2 separate regions of the Homo sapiens genome follow, and region 2 is linked to region 1. The links are chromatin contacts, found by Hi-C in ENCODE. All regions are on one chromosome and are shown on one strand. The core of a region is the stretch at or near the end of the contact, and the rest is flanking DNA. Distances in the headings are between cores, read along the strand shown. Region 1 overlaps SMIM35 (small integral membrane protein 35). Region 2 has its middle 29 kb from the start of DDX6.

Evidence for each region. Hi-C counts contacts between places; a loop is a spot of excess contacts on that map. Pooled maps may share reads with other maps.
Region 2: a loop to region 1 is called in a map with no recorded cell type, with 8 times the contacts of the local background. The contact joins two enhancer-like sites. A Hi-C loop is called at or near these places in 3 of 37 single-sample maps with no recorded cell type and 2 of 50 pooled maps.

What each region holds. Positions count from the first base shown.
Region 1 is chr11:118,006,631-118,014,503 of GRCh38, reverse strand. It overlaps SMIM35 (small integral membrane protein 35), which reads left to right. Exons shown (of 5, transcript NM_001394165.1): 4 at 624-756. The coding sequence ends at 723. Among named protein-coding and RNA genes, the nearest start is that of IL10RA, 24 kb to the right of the region's middle. RefSeq lists enhancers at 3,269-3,769, 3,915-4,014 and a silencer at 4,539-4,588. Within about 2 kb of position 3,408, at least 21 of the 41 ENCODE cell types and tissues checked have a DNase peak (open chromatin) inside an H3K27ac peak, as active enhancers do.
Region 2 is chr11:118,815,904-118,823,776 of GRCh38, reverse strand. It overlaps the pseudogene COX7CP3. Among named protein-coding and RNA genes, the nearest start is that of DDX6, 29 kb to the right of the region's middle. RefSeq lists an enhancer at 2,637-2,716. Within about 2 kb of position 3,241, at least 22 of the 41 ENCODE cell types and tissues checked have a DNase peak (open chromatin) inside an H3K27ac peak, as active enhancers do.

The DNA of each region.
Region 1 (7,873 bases), core at 2,159-4,658:
CTGATGACAATGATCTCCTTAACACTCACCCTTAGGCAGGGAACATCCATCCACCCATCCATCCATCCATTCATCCATCCATCCATCCATCCATCCATCCATCCATCCATCCATCCATCTCTCCCCCAAGCAGACAGAGCTGCCTTCCTTTCTTCCTTCCTTTCCTTTCCTTCCCTTCCCTTCCTTCCTTCCTTCTTTCCTTCCTTATCATTTATTCAGAAAGATGCTATCATAACCACCACTACTGCCGTATTAGTTTCAAAGAGTACAAAGATGACTGGGCATAGTCTCTGTCTTCAAGCATTTCATGTCTCTGCTGGAGACAGGTCTGATTACAAATAATGTAATCTCAGGCACAAGATGGTATCAGAAAGAAGAGCATATCAGAAAATCAGGGATTCAGGGAGTGCGAGCTGGAAGTCCTCTTGGCGTTGGTCATCTCATCTACTTGCCACAGGCAGGGCTGTACCTCCTTTGGCCCTGAGAGATGATTATGGTAAGTGGCCCACTTCCTTTTCTGGAAGACAAGTCAGTGAGTTGGTGCCCTGGAGTCAAGGGAGATGGGGACCCAGGGAGAGGCTAGGTTATCAGCTCCAGTAGCCTGATTGGATCATCTTTTTCAGGAACCTGAAGGATCTGGAGATGGGTCCACCCTTCACCATCAGTGGTCACATCAGCAGCACAGATGGTGGCTACATGAAGTTCTCCAACGGGCTAGTCTGATGCAGAGACAGCAACTTGTGAAGCCCTGGGGAGGTGAGTTGGAGTTGGGAGAGCTGCCGAGTGAGCCTGATGTCCAAGTAAGGTCCTAAGAGGGTCCAGTCACCCAAGCCTCGCACCAAGGACCACTTGGAACCCAAAGAGATTATTTGGTTCATCCCCTGTCTTCTGGTGCCGATCTCAGGCTTGGGTCATGTTTTCCCCCACCCGCTTCTGGCACTGGGCCTGCCCTGTTTCCTCCTGTCCACCCAATCCATGCCCGGCCTTTCCTTCCTGGGAAGGTTCTGTTTGCATTCAAGGTGGAAGCTTCTAGAGCACAGCTTTTTATCTTAACTCTTGCTCTGAGATAAAATTTCCAGATGGCCAATATCTCCAAGAAGCATCACTCTAGCACTTCAGTTCTGAGCTTTCTGAGCCCAGGAGCCTCCCCTGCTTCATGGCCCGCCAACTCTGGCCACACGTTCCCTTGCCTGCCTTTAAGCCCATCCCTTCCCCACATCTCAGTTGCTTTTTCCCATTCAAACCATTTCTCTCTTGGGCAGTTCTTGCCCCTCCCAGGCTCCCCTGGACTGCCCTCATCCCCTCGGATCTTCAAGGCCTGGCCTGGCCCCTCATTGTGGAGAATGAGGGGGTCTCCTCTGGATACGCCACCAGCCTATGGTATGGGAGTCCTGGGGAGTCAGGCCTCTGGGAATGGAGTCTGGCTGGGCAGCAGCGGCTTTCTCTCAGAACTAAAAGAGGCCACCATTCCTCAGGAGGAATCTAGATCCCAGGAAGCCCCTGAGCCTGTAGGAGGGGTCACAGATGTCCTGGAGAACCAGCCCTGCCCAGTGCAGTCCAGTGTGGGCAAGGCCTCCAGACACCAGCAGGGAGCTTCTTTATGTAGTATCTCCAGTTACCTGCCCTTGTAGGGTTGACCAGGGGCCAGAAAGCCACTCATAGCTTCAATAAGCAAAGTTATACAGAGGTGATTCCAGACATGGTTTTAACATTCCCACCTGAGGCCAACTTCCCTGAAGACTGAGCTGGGCCTCGACTCTGCCCTGCCCCCTCTGTACTTGATTCCAGCACTTTCAACCCTCCCCCTGCCCCATCCCCAATCTGGGCCTGTTCTCTTACTGCTCAAGGCCTCAGTGCCTCCCAAACATGGCCAACTCCCAATTTTGATGTGCAGTGCTGAGAACAGTCTAGAAACATGTTCTTGTCGCCTAGGCTCCTGCAATGGGCTGGGCACGGGGGAGTGGGTGAGTTCTACATTACAGTGTTCTGCATTTCTTGTGCAAAGCCTGTCCTGTGGCAAAAGTGGGCCAGAAATGGTGGGAGTGTGAAGAGGAACCCAGGCGAGGCTGAACAAACCAGATAATGCACCAGGGAAACCAGGAATCCACTGTAGTTTGGTAGACAGCAGGGCAGTTCCCCTCGTGAGTCATCACTCCTTTCTCCGGTCTGTGCCCTGCTGGACTGGAGGCAGAGTGTGCACAGGACGTCAGCTTAGAAGGTGCTTAGTGCAGACTTGTTCAAACCAGAGAGGCAGAGTCCTCGGGGCTCCTGTGGATGGAGTAGGGCAAGAGAAGGGAGCCTGTCACTGCTGAAACCTGCAGTTAGAACAGCCAGCTGCCAGCCTCTCTGCTAGCAGCCCAGCAACAGATGCAGGAGCCCAATAGAGCAAGTGGGAGGAGGAGGGAAGCTGTGTGATTTCTCTTCCTGTGCTCCCTTTCCCAAAGCCTCATTTCTCGTTTTGGGTTCTAGCAGATTGTAGAGGAAGGAAGGTGGGGAGCCTCACCAGCCCTTACCCCATTTTCTGCCAGGGTCTGGAGGCCATTCTCCCAGCATAGCCAGGCTTTGACTTAATTACCAAGTCTCTGGATTTGGAGGTCTTCAACTGAGTCTTCTGCCCCTGAGTAAGTGGGAGTGAGGAAGGCCCCTTAGTGGTTCTGAGACCCCTCCCTTCCTTGAAGGCCTCTTGGAATAGCAGGGAGGGGAGATGAGTTGTCTTCGGCTTCCTTCCTTGGATTTCAATTCTGAGGACTGGGGCCTCTTTCCTAACCCCTGAGGTTTGGGCCCCAGTAAAACTTTCTTTCTTTCTTTTTTTGAGATGGAGTCTTGCCCTGTTGCCCAGGCTGGAGTGCAGTGGCGGGATCTTGGCTCACTGCAACCTCCGTCTCCCAGGTTCAAAGGATCCTCCTGCCTCAGCCTCCCAAGTAGCTGGGGTTACAGGTGTGCGCCATCATGCCCGACTAACTTTTATATTTTTAGTACAGATGGGGTTTCACTATGTTGGCCAGGCTGGTCCCGAACTCCTAACCTCAAGTGAGCCACCCGCCTCGGCCTCCCAAAGTGCTGGGATTATAGGTGTCAGCTGCTGCACCTGGCCCGGCCCCAATAAAACTCTGTACCCGCACCCTGCCTAGCAGGGATCCTGGGTCTGCAGTCCATGCCCGGCCACCCTAGGCCCCCGGAAGTGCTCAGAACTCAGTAGCCTTGGGGAATCTTGAAAGGGAGGATGGGACCCAGGACCCAGGTGGCCCTGGCCCCAGGTCTGTGGCTTCAGGTGAGGAGACGGGGACAGCTGCCCGGGGCTGGGAGCACGGAGGGTATTTCCCATCCTCGGGAGCAGAACTGATACTGGGCGACTTCCTCTTTTAGGGCCCTCTGACGCACCCTCTGTCCCCTCAGCCTCCCCCTCTTTTCCTTACTTCCGCAGGCTACTGGCGAGCACAGCTTTCTTCACCCTTGGGGCCTGGGCCTTACCCCTGGACTTTGCGTGTTTCTGTTGAGGGCTCTAAAGGGCAGATTCCAGCTTGTTTAGAAACGATTCGGGAGCAGATGCCTGGAAACCCAGCCACAGGTTTGGCTGAGCCAGGCACTGGCTGGGACCCAGATCATAGCAGTGCCAGAGCCTCTCCCAACACCTTCCCGCTACCTTTTTACGGTTCTTCTTTCCACTGGCCCTAAGAGCCCAGAGGCAGTCACGGGGGCTGGGGGTCCAAGGGCTGGCTGGTCCGGGTTCCCCTGCCACGCTTTGGTGCCTTCTCTGGGGCTATTCTCCAGCCTGGGTGGCCTCTTGTCCCTGCAGCCCCTCCCCTCCTGGCCATATCTAGTCTCTGTGAGATGGCCCAAGTCCGTCTTTGCTGTGACTTCGCTCAGGGCTTGAGACTTGACACCAACCATTTTGATCTGAATTGCAGGTGGCCACATTTCCTCCATTTGTGCTGTTCCTCAACCAGGCTGAACCCTCTGCCAACAAAGTTATGTTCCATAGGTCTTTAGTAACTCCTAAAACTGGAGCGTGCTGGAGGAGGTCAGTGACTACTTGCCGAGTAGAGAAGAGACACCCAATGTAGCCACAGAAGGCTGCTTTGTCCTAGAAAATTGATCAAAATCATGATGAGGCTGGGAGGCGAAGAGGGAGCTTTTCTCTCCTCTAAGTTCTCCTTGAAGTCTTAATGATCTCGTCCCATGCCAGTGGCATTGGAGGGGGCCAGGTGCCAGGAGCCAGGAGGGCAGTGTCTCTGGTGCCCCTCTCTCTGCTTCAGGAGTCTGAGAAACTCAAAGTAGGAGCAGATGGGAGGATCATTATTATCTTTTTAAAAACTGCTTAGTGATCAAAAGGAGGAGCAGAGACTGTTTGCACAGTTCACAGTCCACAGAACACAAAGCCTTTTCTTGCATGGTACTGCATTTTGAGCCTTATGTCAAGCTTGAGACACAGGGATTATTCTTGGTCCCGTTTTACATATGGGGGCACTTGGGTCAGAAAAGCAGCATGCTTTACCCAAGTTCCACAACTGGCTACTGGCTGCACCAGAGCTGAGCAGAGTCTGCACCCTCACGGATGTAGCTGACATCAGGGCGTAAGGATGAGAACTGAATGTAGTATAAGGTCTGGTTCTGACCCTGCCCTGATGTGCTGTGTGGTCATGGGCTACTTACTCCACCTCTTTGGACATCTATTTCAGCATCTGGAATCAAAAGATTGGACTATTTTTCCAAGGCTTCTCCTGGTTCTTACCTGTAGGAGAGCAAAGACCTCATCTACTTTTTTTTTTTTTTTTTTTAAAGCGTCTGCATTCTCAGTTCTTAGCGTATAGCCTGGTCCATAGTAGGTGCTCAGTAAACAATTAAAAGATGCAAGTACAAAGTGTCAATATATCTTTCTAATTTAGGAGATGGCAGTTGAAAGGTGATGGCTGCAGTTCCCTAGTGGTCTAGGATTCTAAGCATTACTTAGCCTTTCCTTGACTCTGCGTGTGTCTGACCAGGTTCCAAGTCTGGCCCATTCCCAACCAACTTTACCTGTAGGGTGAAACGCTAACATTTGCTGAGCACATATCAGTGCAGGGCAGAGGCTTATGATGCGCGTCTTCATCCTCACAGCCTCACAGGTGAGGGAACAGAGGCCCAGAGTGCCGTGAAGTGATTTGTTCAAGGCCAAGCAAGAATCTATTTTCTTTATAGTCCTTTGTCACCCACTTCTAGCCTCAGTCCAAACTGGCAGCTATCCTAACATCCTTGGCCCCCAAGAACATACTCCTCCCTCCAGATGGTCTCTAATCTCTTTTTGGGGTCTCCTTGTGTGGTGAGAAGGGCGCTCAGGAGCCCAGTCCTCCCCAGGCCCCATCCTCAGCTCTGAGCTTCCCACTGACCCACTCCTCTTTCTTCCTTTTGTTTTTTTAGAACTTCCTTGACCTCCAAATCACCAAATTCTGCCCATTCTTCATGCCAGCTCAAATTTCCCTTCTCCAGGGAGACTTCTGTAAGACCCATGGATCTTGTGCTCTGCTGATTTTAAATACAGATAGTCTCAGGCCCCCATAACTTTATTATTGATTATTTCTTTGCATTCATTTATTCACGCTGCTTCCATAACATGCCAGGAACTATGCTAGGCACCATGGGGGCATCCAGTCTCCCTGAAATTAACCTTGCTTTCTCCTATTTGATGGGCATTTCTTGCAGGCAGAATCAGGTTTTAAACCTCTTCTGAGTTCTCCACGGTACTTTGCATGGCTCTGGCCATAGCCAGGAACTTCTCAGGAAATTGTGTTGAAATCTCTCTTCAGAACATCTTGGGCATTGCTTCATCCCTGGTGCAATCCTAGGTGCTCTGAAAACCAAAACTTTTGATCTCTCCCCATCCTTGACTACATTCAACCTTGTGCTCATGATCAGTTACATTTCTGAGAGAGAGCACACAGATGACGATTTTTCTATCTTAAAGGATAACCTAAGGAATGATCAAAACCGTGACAAGGCTGGCAGGTGAAGAGGGAGCTTTTCTCTCCTCTAGGTTCTTCTTCAAATCTTAATGGTCTTGTCCCATGCCAGTGGCATTGGAGGGGGCCTGGTGCCAGGAGCCAGGAGGCCAGAGTCTCTGGTGCTCCACTCTCTGCTCCAGGGGTCTGAGAAACTCAAAGTGGGAGCAGATGGGAGGATCATTATTATATTTCTAAAAACTGCTTAGTGATCTAAAACCATCTAGAAGCCGTGATATTTAAACAGATCTGGTACAAAACAGGAAGCCAGTGGCCTGGTGAATTCTCACACTTGGAGACCAGAAGTGAAAATGTTCTGCCTGCCCAGAGTAGCAGCAGGCCAGCAAAACAACAGGTGTGGCCGGGCACGGTGGCTCACGCCTGTAATCCTAGCACTTTGGGAAGCCAAGGCGGGTGGATCACTTGAGGTCAGGAGTTCAAGATCAGCCTGGCCAACATAGTGAAAACCCATCTCTGCTAAAACTACAAAAATTAGCCGAGCGTGGTGGCTCGTGCCTATAATCCTAGCTACTAGGGAGGCTGAGGCAAGGGAATTGCTTGAATCTGGGAGGCAGATGTTGCAGAGAGCTGAGATTGTGCCACTGGACTCCAGCCTGGAGACAGAGCAAGACTGTCAAAAGAAAAAAAAAAAAAGAAAGCAAGAAGTTGAAAAACAAATCAAGAAAAAACAGGTTGGGCAGTGCTGGAAGTGAGTTTTTATCTGCAGAGCTATTGGGTTGGTCTACTCCTCCCTAATCAGGAGGATGCGGTTTCTCATGATAAGCAGAGAACCACTGGGGGGATGATGGTGAGCAGTATAAGAAGTCACATCTTCGGCCGGGCACAGTGGCTCACACCTATAATCCCAGCACTTTGGGAGGCCAAGGCGGGTGGATCACAAGGTCAAGAGTTTGAGACCATCCTGGCCAACATGGTGAAACCCTGTCTCTACTAAAAATACAAAAGTTAGCTGGGCATGGTGGTGCCTGACTGTAGCCCCCACTATTTGGGAGGCTGAGGCAGGGGAATCTCTTGAACCCAGGAGGCAGAGGTTGCAGTGAGCCAAGATTGCACCACTGCACTCCAGCCTGGCAACAGAGCGAGTCTCAGTCTCAAAAAAAAAAAGAAGTTACATCTTCTATTCTAGTCCCATTTCCTCCCCTTGTAGCTGGTGAGCGCAAGCTCTCTGAGCCCCTGATGCTGTGTTTGTTTGTATAAGGCTGCCATTGGACCTGAGGACTCTGAGGTCCCTTCCAGCTGGGAGGCTATTTCAGAGCTCAGGTAACTCGGAATAATCCTTTTTCACCCACTTCTAGCCTCAGTCCAAACTGGCAGCTACTCTGACATCTTTGGCCCCCAAGAACCTACTTCTCCCTCCAGATGGACTCTAATCAGTTCCACAGTGCTGGGTGGGGGTGGGGAGTGGAGAAGGAGGTGGGTGGAGACACCCCTGTGTGTGTGTGCGTGTGCGTGTGTGTGTGTATGTACTACACAACTGAGCCAAGAAGGAGAAGGATCATGTCTGATGCCTTTTGTATTTCCAGAGGGCCTGCCCATGACAGAGGCTCAATGAATGTTTGCCCAAAGAGTGAATGCATGTTGAATGTTTTCATGGTCCTTTGCCTTGTCTCTTGACCACATCCCCTTGCCTTCCCATTTGGTCTATAGCCCTGAGTTCCTACAACACCCAAGAGTTGTAGGGTGAAAATTGCAGGGAAGGGATCCAGCATGATATGACTCAGCTAGGAAGATGACAAGCCTGAAGATAAAATTTAAAATAATAGATATATACAGGCTGCTTTTCTTTAGGCTCAGTCTAAATGCCTCCCAAGTATCTGTTCAGCCACAAGCTACCATCACCACTGTTGCCTTCTCATGTTTGGATACTATGCTTCTTC
Region 2 (7,873 bases), core at 1,992-4,491, 810 kb before region 1:
TCATTTATTTAACCAGTCTCATATTTTTTGATACTTAAGTTATTCCCATTTTTTCTTATAAATAACGCTGCATCATTGTGAATAAATTTGTGTTATGTTCTGGATAACTTTCTTAGGATAATTTAACAGGAATATGATTGATACGCATCACCAGATGGTTTCCCTAAAAGTGGCATCAATTTAGCCCACCACTAGCAGGGCATAAAGACAGCCACCACACTGCATGCTTGCCAATACTGGGTATTTTCTCACCACCCCCAACCCTTTTTTTTTTTTTTTTTTGAGATGGAGTCTTGCTCTGTTGCCCAGGCTGGAGCACAGTGGTGCAATCTCGGCTCACTGCAAACTTCGCCTCCCAGGTTCACGCAATTCTCTGCCTCAGCCTCCCAAGTAGCTGGGATTACAGGTGCCTGCCACCATGCCCAGCTAATTTTTTGTATTTTTAGTAGAGACGGAGTTTCACCACTTTGGCCAGGCTGGTCTCGAACTCCTGACCTCATGATCCACCCACCTTGGCCTCCCAAAGTGCTGGAATTATAGGCATGAGCCACTGCGCCAGGCCACACATTTTTAACTTTTGCAAATTTTATAGATGAAACGGTACCTGGTTCTTAAAATTTGCATTTCTTTTGTTATTAGTGAAGTTGAACATTTTCCCACGTGTCTTTTAGCCCAATATATTTCCTCTTTTGTGAACTGTTCAACTTCATTTATCTTTCAGCTGGGTCCTTGATCAATTTTGACTACTTTCCTTGGACCCTACCTTTCCTATCACTTCCCAACTCTTAACACATGGGAGTAATTCACTCAGAACATAAAGAAAGGAGCTTTCTAAATAATGAGAATATTTAAAAATATATAGACATCTGAAAAGGGACTTTTCTTCAGAAAGTGTAGAGATGAACAAATGGGGTCAGAGGAAATCTACCACCTCTGACAGGAATATTAGCCCTCTCTGACCTGCTCCAGCAGCCAGAAAAGTTGACAAATGTAGCCCTTCCTGGGCAAAGCACTTGAGAATTTCTGTATTTAAAAATCTCCAATTCTGGCTGGGCACGGTGGCTCACACCTGTAATCCCAGCACTTTGGGAGGCCAAGACAGGAAGATTACTTGTGTCCAGGAATTCAAGACCAGTCTGGACAACATGGCAAAGCCCTGTCTCTACAAAATATAAAAATATTAGCCGAGCATACTGGTGCATACCTGTGGTCCCAGCTACTCAGGAGGCTGAGGTAGGAGGATCGCTTGAGCCCAGGAGGTTGATGCTACAGTGAGCTGTGACTGTGCCACAGCACTCAGTCTGGGCAGCAGTGAGACCTTGTCACACACACACACACACACACACACACACACACACACACACAAACACAAAAAAACCCCTCTGAGTTCAAGTTCCCCATGTCTTACATATAATCTTGAATATCAGCTCCTCAGGATGATGATAAAGATCTAAGCGGTCTTGTATTTGGAAAAGACAAGAGAAGGAGGGGCCACTGTAAACGGGGAATGAGAAGCCATTATCTATTTATGTCCAAGGCTAAATTGATTGACTGATTTTTCATGTCATGAGTTTATTCACAAACATATCTAGTATGCTACATGAGTTCAAGAGTTTGATCCATTTTTCAAAGGGATTGCATCTCTTGAAACACTCTTCATGTCTGTTCAATGGATAAACTAAAACATTCTTATTTCTTAAGCAGTTGGTGTTTTACTTTAAAGAAGGGTGCCGCAGATCCCGATCCCAGTACAAAGTCATCATAATTAGTAACTGCCACGTGTTTTTCATTGAAAATGGCAAATTCTTCCCTGGGCCCTCCGCATAGTGGCTCCTGCAGACCACAGATGTTGTCAACCATCTAATGCTCCGTCCCCACATGGAGCTCTTGGAAGCTCCACCAAAGTTGCAGAGACCCAAGCCAGAAGCAATGGCGGCACCAAACCCACTTGTTCATACCAAGTCCTCCTTTGCTCAGGACCTTGTTCCCCTGTGTCTGAAAGAGTAAATGTAAACGGTATTAACACAGGTATGGGGTAGATATGAACAAGGACTAGCCAACTTTCAGGAGTTTGAACTTCTACACAGACAATTGTAAAGATCTATGTAGGACTCCTCAGTTATTTTGTAGGAAGAAATTGATAATTCCTTGATAATTGATAATGCCTTTTTTTTTTTTTGAGATGGAGTCCCACTCTGTTGCCCAGGCTGGAGGGCAGTGGCACGATCTCGGCTCCCTGCAACCTCTGCCTCCTGGGTTCAAGCAATTCTCCTGCCTCAGCCTCCCGAGTAGCTGGGAATACAGGTGCGTGCCACCACACCCGGCTAATTTTTTGTATTTTTAGTAGAGACGGAGTTTCACCACGTTGGCCAGGCTGGTCTTGAACTCCTGACCTTGGATGATTCACCTGCCTCAGCCTCCTAAAGGGCTGGGGTTACAGGCATGAGCCACTGCGCCTGGCCAATATCCTCTATCTTTAATAAGCATGTCCAAGCAAGAATGGGATGGCTAACTAATCTGAATTCCAGCCAGTCCATGGAAGGTGATGTAAGGTGAAAAAATATGATTTCACAGGGCCAGGCATCATCACATCACCGAGCTACTTGTGAATTAGATAAGCCTATTCGCATGAGGGGACTCTGAGCATGAGTGGGAATCCCACAAAAGTCAAGCTACAAGGTTGAAGGTAGAGGGGGAATACCAAACCGGAACCTGACATTTCATACTGCTTCCCTGACAGGTCCTTTCAAAGAAACAAGAACTGAAATGCAGGCTTAACTGGCATGCAAAACAGGCAGCTATTTCAGTCTGAATCATGAGCAGGGGCCACAGTGGGCTATCTGAAACTGAGGGGCAAAGGAAATCTGCACACCAAGGCCTGAGCTGCTTATGACAAATAATTGAAACTGTCCAGGCAACTGGTCCATTCCAAGCATTAGCTGTGCTGGGAGCTGAGCCATGAAGCAGAATTTTAGATTTTCTTTCTTGCTAGAGCCGTGCAACAATGATCCTTCCCCTCCACCCCTCCCCTCTTCCCCAATATTCCTGCATTCCCCTTGCCTGTCACAGGACTGCGGGGCAGTGGCCTCTTAGCATGGCTTTCCTTTGACTGCGGTGTTGCCACGTCACCTGGTGCTCGGCCCCTCCCCCGCCCTGGCACAGGGTCATAACAGCCTGCAGTGTTGCCAAGGAGCTGGCACCGTCCAGACCCAGTGCACAGGGATGGGCCTGAGATGGCCGGCCACGTCATCTGTCACCCAGGGTGTTTATGCACCCTGCAGTCCAGCAATGCCAGGATCTGCCAAGAATCTTCAGGTTTATTATGCTTTCTTTGGCCTTCAAGAACTGGATGGCTGGCCAGGCGCGGTGGCTCATGCCTGTAATCGCAGCACTTTGGGAGGCCGAGATGGGTGGATCACAAGTTCAGGAGTTTGAGACCAGCCTGGCCAATATAGTGAAACCCTGTCTCTACTAAAAAAACCACAAAAATTAGCCGGGTGTGGTAGTGGGCGCCTGTAGTCCCAGCTACTCAGGAGACTGAGGCAGGAGAATCGCTTGAACCCAGGAGGCGGAGGTTGCAGTGAGCTGAGATCGCGCCATTCTACTCCAGCCTGGGCAACAGAGTGAGACTCCATCTCAAAATAAAATAAAATAAATAAATAAAATAAAAAGCCTGGATGGCTATCATTAAAACAAGTCACAGAAAGCTCTGATGGAAATAATTTTCAGACTTCCCTCTTGAAATATACCTTTTCTGCCTTTTTCCTGCCAATTCATTTTCCTCTCTCCCTCATCTCCCCTTCTGAAAAGGCTTCCTTCACCCTAAGACCTACTCACGCAGGCTCCTAGTCCTCTGTTCCGTACATCAGAAAGGAAGTTTTCTTTCAAGGCCCAGCCGCCTCCTAATCAGGGAAGCTGAAGGAGTGCTTAGAGAAGGTAAATACATTGTGATATTATCTTAAGTTATATAAATGTCTTCGGTACCTAGTCGGCACCAAATGTATTTAGCTTAATTGAAATCAGATGCAAAAATACATGTCCTTGAGAGCCAAAGAAAATTTAATTTTTAAATTATTTATGCACACATAATTCTTAAAATCTCAGGCTCTAGACAGACCTAAGTTTAAATTGAGGCTTTAACAATTACTGGTTGTGACCTTTAACAACTCACCTCATTTCTCTGAACTGCCTCATTTATAAAATGAAGATTATAATAACAAGCCCCTTAGGGCTTTGAGAGGATTAAATGTGATACTCTATGTAAATGAGCCATTTATTCACACTTGTAAACAGTTAAGCCACATGCATCATTCTGAGTGTGTGTACATATTCTTTCATAAATTATCTCTTTTTTTTTTTTTTTTTTGAGACAGGGTCTCGCTCTGTCGCCCAGGCTAATCACAGCTTACTGTAGCCTTGACTTCTCAGGCTCAAGAAATCATCCCGCTTCAGCCTCATGAATAGCTGGGAAGTGCAGGTGCATGACACCATGCATGGCTAAATTTTTTATTTTTAATGGAAATGAGGTCTCACCATGTTGCCCAGGCTGGTCTCAAACTCCTGGCCTCAAGTGATCCTCCCAACTCGGCCTCCCAAAGTGCTGGGATTACAGGCTTGAGCCACCGTGCTTGGCCTATGTCTACTGTTTGACCAGGATCTCTATAAGGGCAGTGCCAGGCTGACTGTCTGAGGGAGTGGGGTTGTCCAGCCTATTGATCCTCCATGTATAATCCCAAGAGAGCTCCAATATAGTCTCATGGTATTTGGGGTAGACTCAGGAGAAAGGCCTGGATCATTGAATTTGAGACACAGCATAATGAACCAACTATGCTACATCAGGTCATGATAGATAGTTGCTAAGTTTTAGGAAACTGATTCATTTATTTATTCATTCATTTATCCAAACATTTATTGAGCATCTGTTATGTCTGAGGCTATAATGTTGAAGAATGTACAAGGTCCCTTTCCTCTTAAGCTTACAGTTTAATTGTTTAACCTAAATAAATAATGAGGCAATTTAATTCATATTTGTTGGAAAACAATTCAGTTCAACTATGTAAAGGAACACTGTGTTTTATTAAAACAGAATTAGAACCCCCAAAGCTTAGCTCTTGAAAGAGAATATCTTACAGGAAGAACTGGCTGGCCAAACAGTCCTGAATCTGTCCCAGTTTCCTCCTCCCTCAGGTTTCCTGTGTCTTTGCTGTTCTTTTTCCATCCCTTTGGTCTAAGCATAGATTTTTAAACTTTTGTTTGTAGATGAAATGAGTTGGAGTCCTCAACAAAATATTTTGCTAAATATAAGGGAAAACAAAAGAACATTTTTGAAAGCAGTATGAAACAATGGTATGACTTTAGAAAATTGTTTGGCCGTATTAAAACTGACCATAATCATATACTATTTATATTTGTAAGTCAAATATTAATATTAATATTATTTTTATTATAATATATTTTAATATATTATAATGTATTTTAATATATTTTTATTAAAATATATAACATTTGTAAGTCAAAAAGAGACAATCATATTTTTTGTTTGTTTGTTTTTTGAGAGAGAGTCTAGCTCTGTCACCTGGGCTGGAGTGCAGTGGCACTATCTCGGCTCACCGCAACCTCCACCTCCCGGGTTCAAGTCATCCACCTGCCTCAGCCTCCTGAGTAGCTGGGATTACAAGCATGCACCATCATGCCCGGCTAATTTTTGTATTTTTAGTGGAGACGGGGTTTCACCATGTTGGCCAGGCTGGTCTCGAACGCCTGGCCTCAAGTGATCCACCCACCTCGGCCTCCCAGAATGCTGGGATTACAGGCGTGAGCCACCGCGCCCGGCCATTGGAGACAATCTCTATCTCCACATGCAATAGAATGGATAAACTAGGTTATTTCACTCAATGGAACAGCACAACAAGAATGAACAAACTACAACTACATGCGACAAATGTGTGAATCTTACCAACATAATGTTGAGCAAAAGAAGTCAGAAAGGAAAATATACCGTATAATTTTATCTAAAGTTCTAAAATAGTTAAAACTAATCTATGGTGTTTGAAGTCAAGATGGTTTTTTGTTTGTTTGTTTGTTTGTTTGTTTGTTTGTTTTGAGAGAGTTTCACTCTGTCACCCAGGCTGGAGTGCAATGGTGTGATCTTGGCTCGTGGCAACCTCTGCCTCCTGGGTTCAAGCGATTGTCCTGCCTCAGCCTCCTGAGTAGCTGGGACTACCAGCGCGTGCCACCAGGCTCAGCTAATTTTTTTGTGTTTTTAGTAGAGACGGGGTTTCACTGTGTTAGCAGGATGGTCTTGATCTCCTAACCTCGTGATCCGCCCGCCTCCGCCTCCCAAAATGCTGGGATTACAGCCATGAGCCACCACGCCCGGCCCAAGATGGTTTTATCTATCTCCCAACTGAGGGATTTTTCAGTCTCCAGAAGATTGGTAGAATTATGGTGAGTATTTATATCCAGTGAATAAGCATATCTTTTGGGTAAGATCCCAGCTCCTATATTTAAAGTGTCTGTGTTCTCAATATAAATCAAATAATAAAATAATACTTCAACAAAACAATAATTATTGCATTAATACAGTAAATTCTCCCCCTTTACAATAGAAGCTCCATGGGAGCTGGGATTTTGTCTTAATCACTGCTTTATTTTATTTTTATTTTACTCATGGGTGCCATAGGACACCTAGAACACACAGCACCTAGAACAGTCCTTGGCACATAATAGGCACTGAATAAAAATTTCTTGGATGAGATAACTATATTCAAACAGAACAGCATAGCACAGAGGATAACAGTATGTGTTCTGGAACCAGATTGCTTTGGTTCAAATCCCAACTCTGCCACTTTCTAGCTATGAGACACTGGACATGTTATGTAATCTATCCATGCCTCAGTTTCCTCATCTGTAAAACAGAGAGACTACTAGTATATTCCTCTTAGGGTTGCTGTGAGGTTTAAGGAACACTTGTAAAGATAACGTATGGAATTATTTGATGACTACCATGACAAAAGAGGGCTTGCCCTACCTCTTAGAAACATAGGAAATTTGGTGTCTTCTGACCATCTGTGTGACATACAATAGAATAAATCATTTTAAAAGCTAATACACATTAAATAAATGAAATGAAGAAAACTTTAAAATTATTAAAATTGAAGAGTCCAGCAAGATTTTCTGTAAGTGAAGACAAGCTTATTCTAAAATTTATACAGAAAGTCGAAGGAGCTAGAATAGCTAAAACAATTTGGAAACAGAAGAATAATCTGGAAGCAATCATTCTGTCTGATGTTAAGATTTACTGTATTGCTACAGACTCACTGTAAAGATATAGTAATTTAAACAGTATGGAGTAGTGACAGATACACAGGTCAATGGAACAAGCCAGAAATTGATTTTTGACAAAGGAGCAAAAGCAATTCAATGGAGGAAGAATAGTCTTTTCAATGAATAGCCCTGTAGAAATTGGACATCCATAGGCAAAAGAAAAAAAAAAAGAACCTTGACCTAAATGTCACTTTTTTTTTTTTTTGAGACAGAGTTTTGCTTTTGTTGCCCAGGCTGGAGTACAGTGGTGAAATCTTGGCTCACTGCAACCTCCACCTCTTGGGTTCCAGTGATTCTCCTGCTTTAGCCTCCTGAGTAGCTGGGATTACAGGTGCACACCACCATGCCCGGCTAATTTTTTGTATTTTTAGAGGAGATGGGGTTTCACCATGTTGACCAGGCTGGTTTTGAACTTAGCTTAAGCGATCCATCCACCCACCTCAGACTCCCAAAGTGCTGGGATTACAGGCGTGAGCCACTGCACCCGGCCTAAACTTCACATCTTACACAAAAATTAATTCAAAATGGATTGTGAATTTATATACAG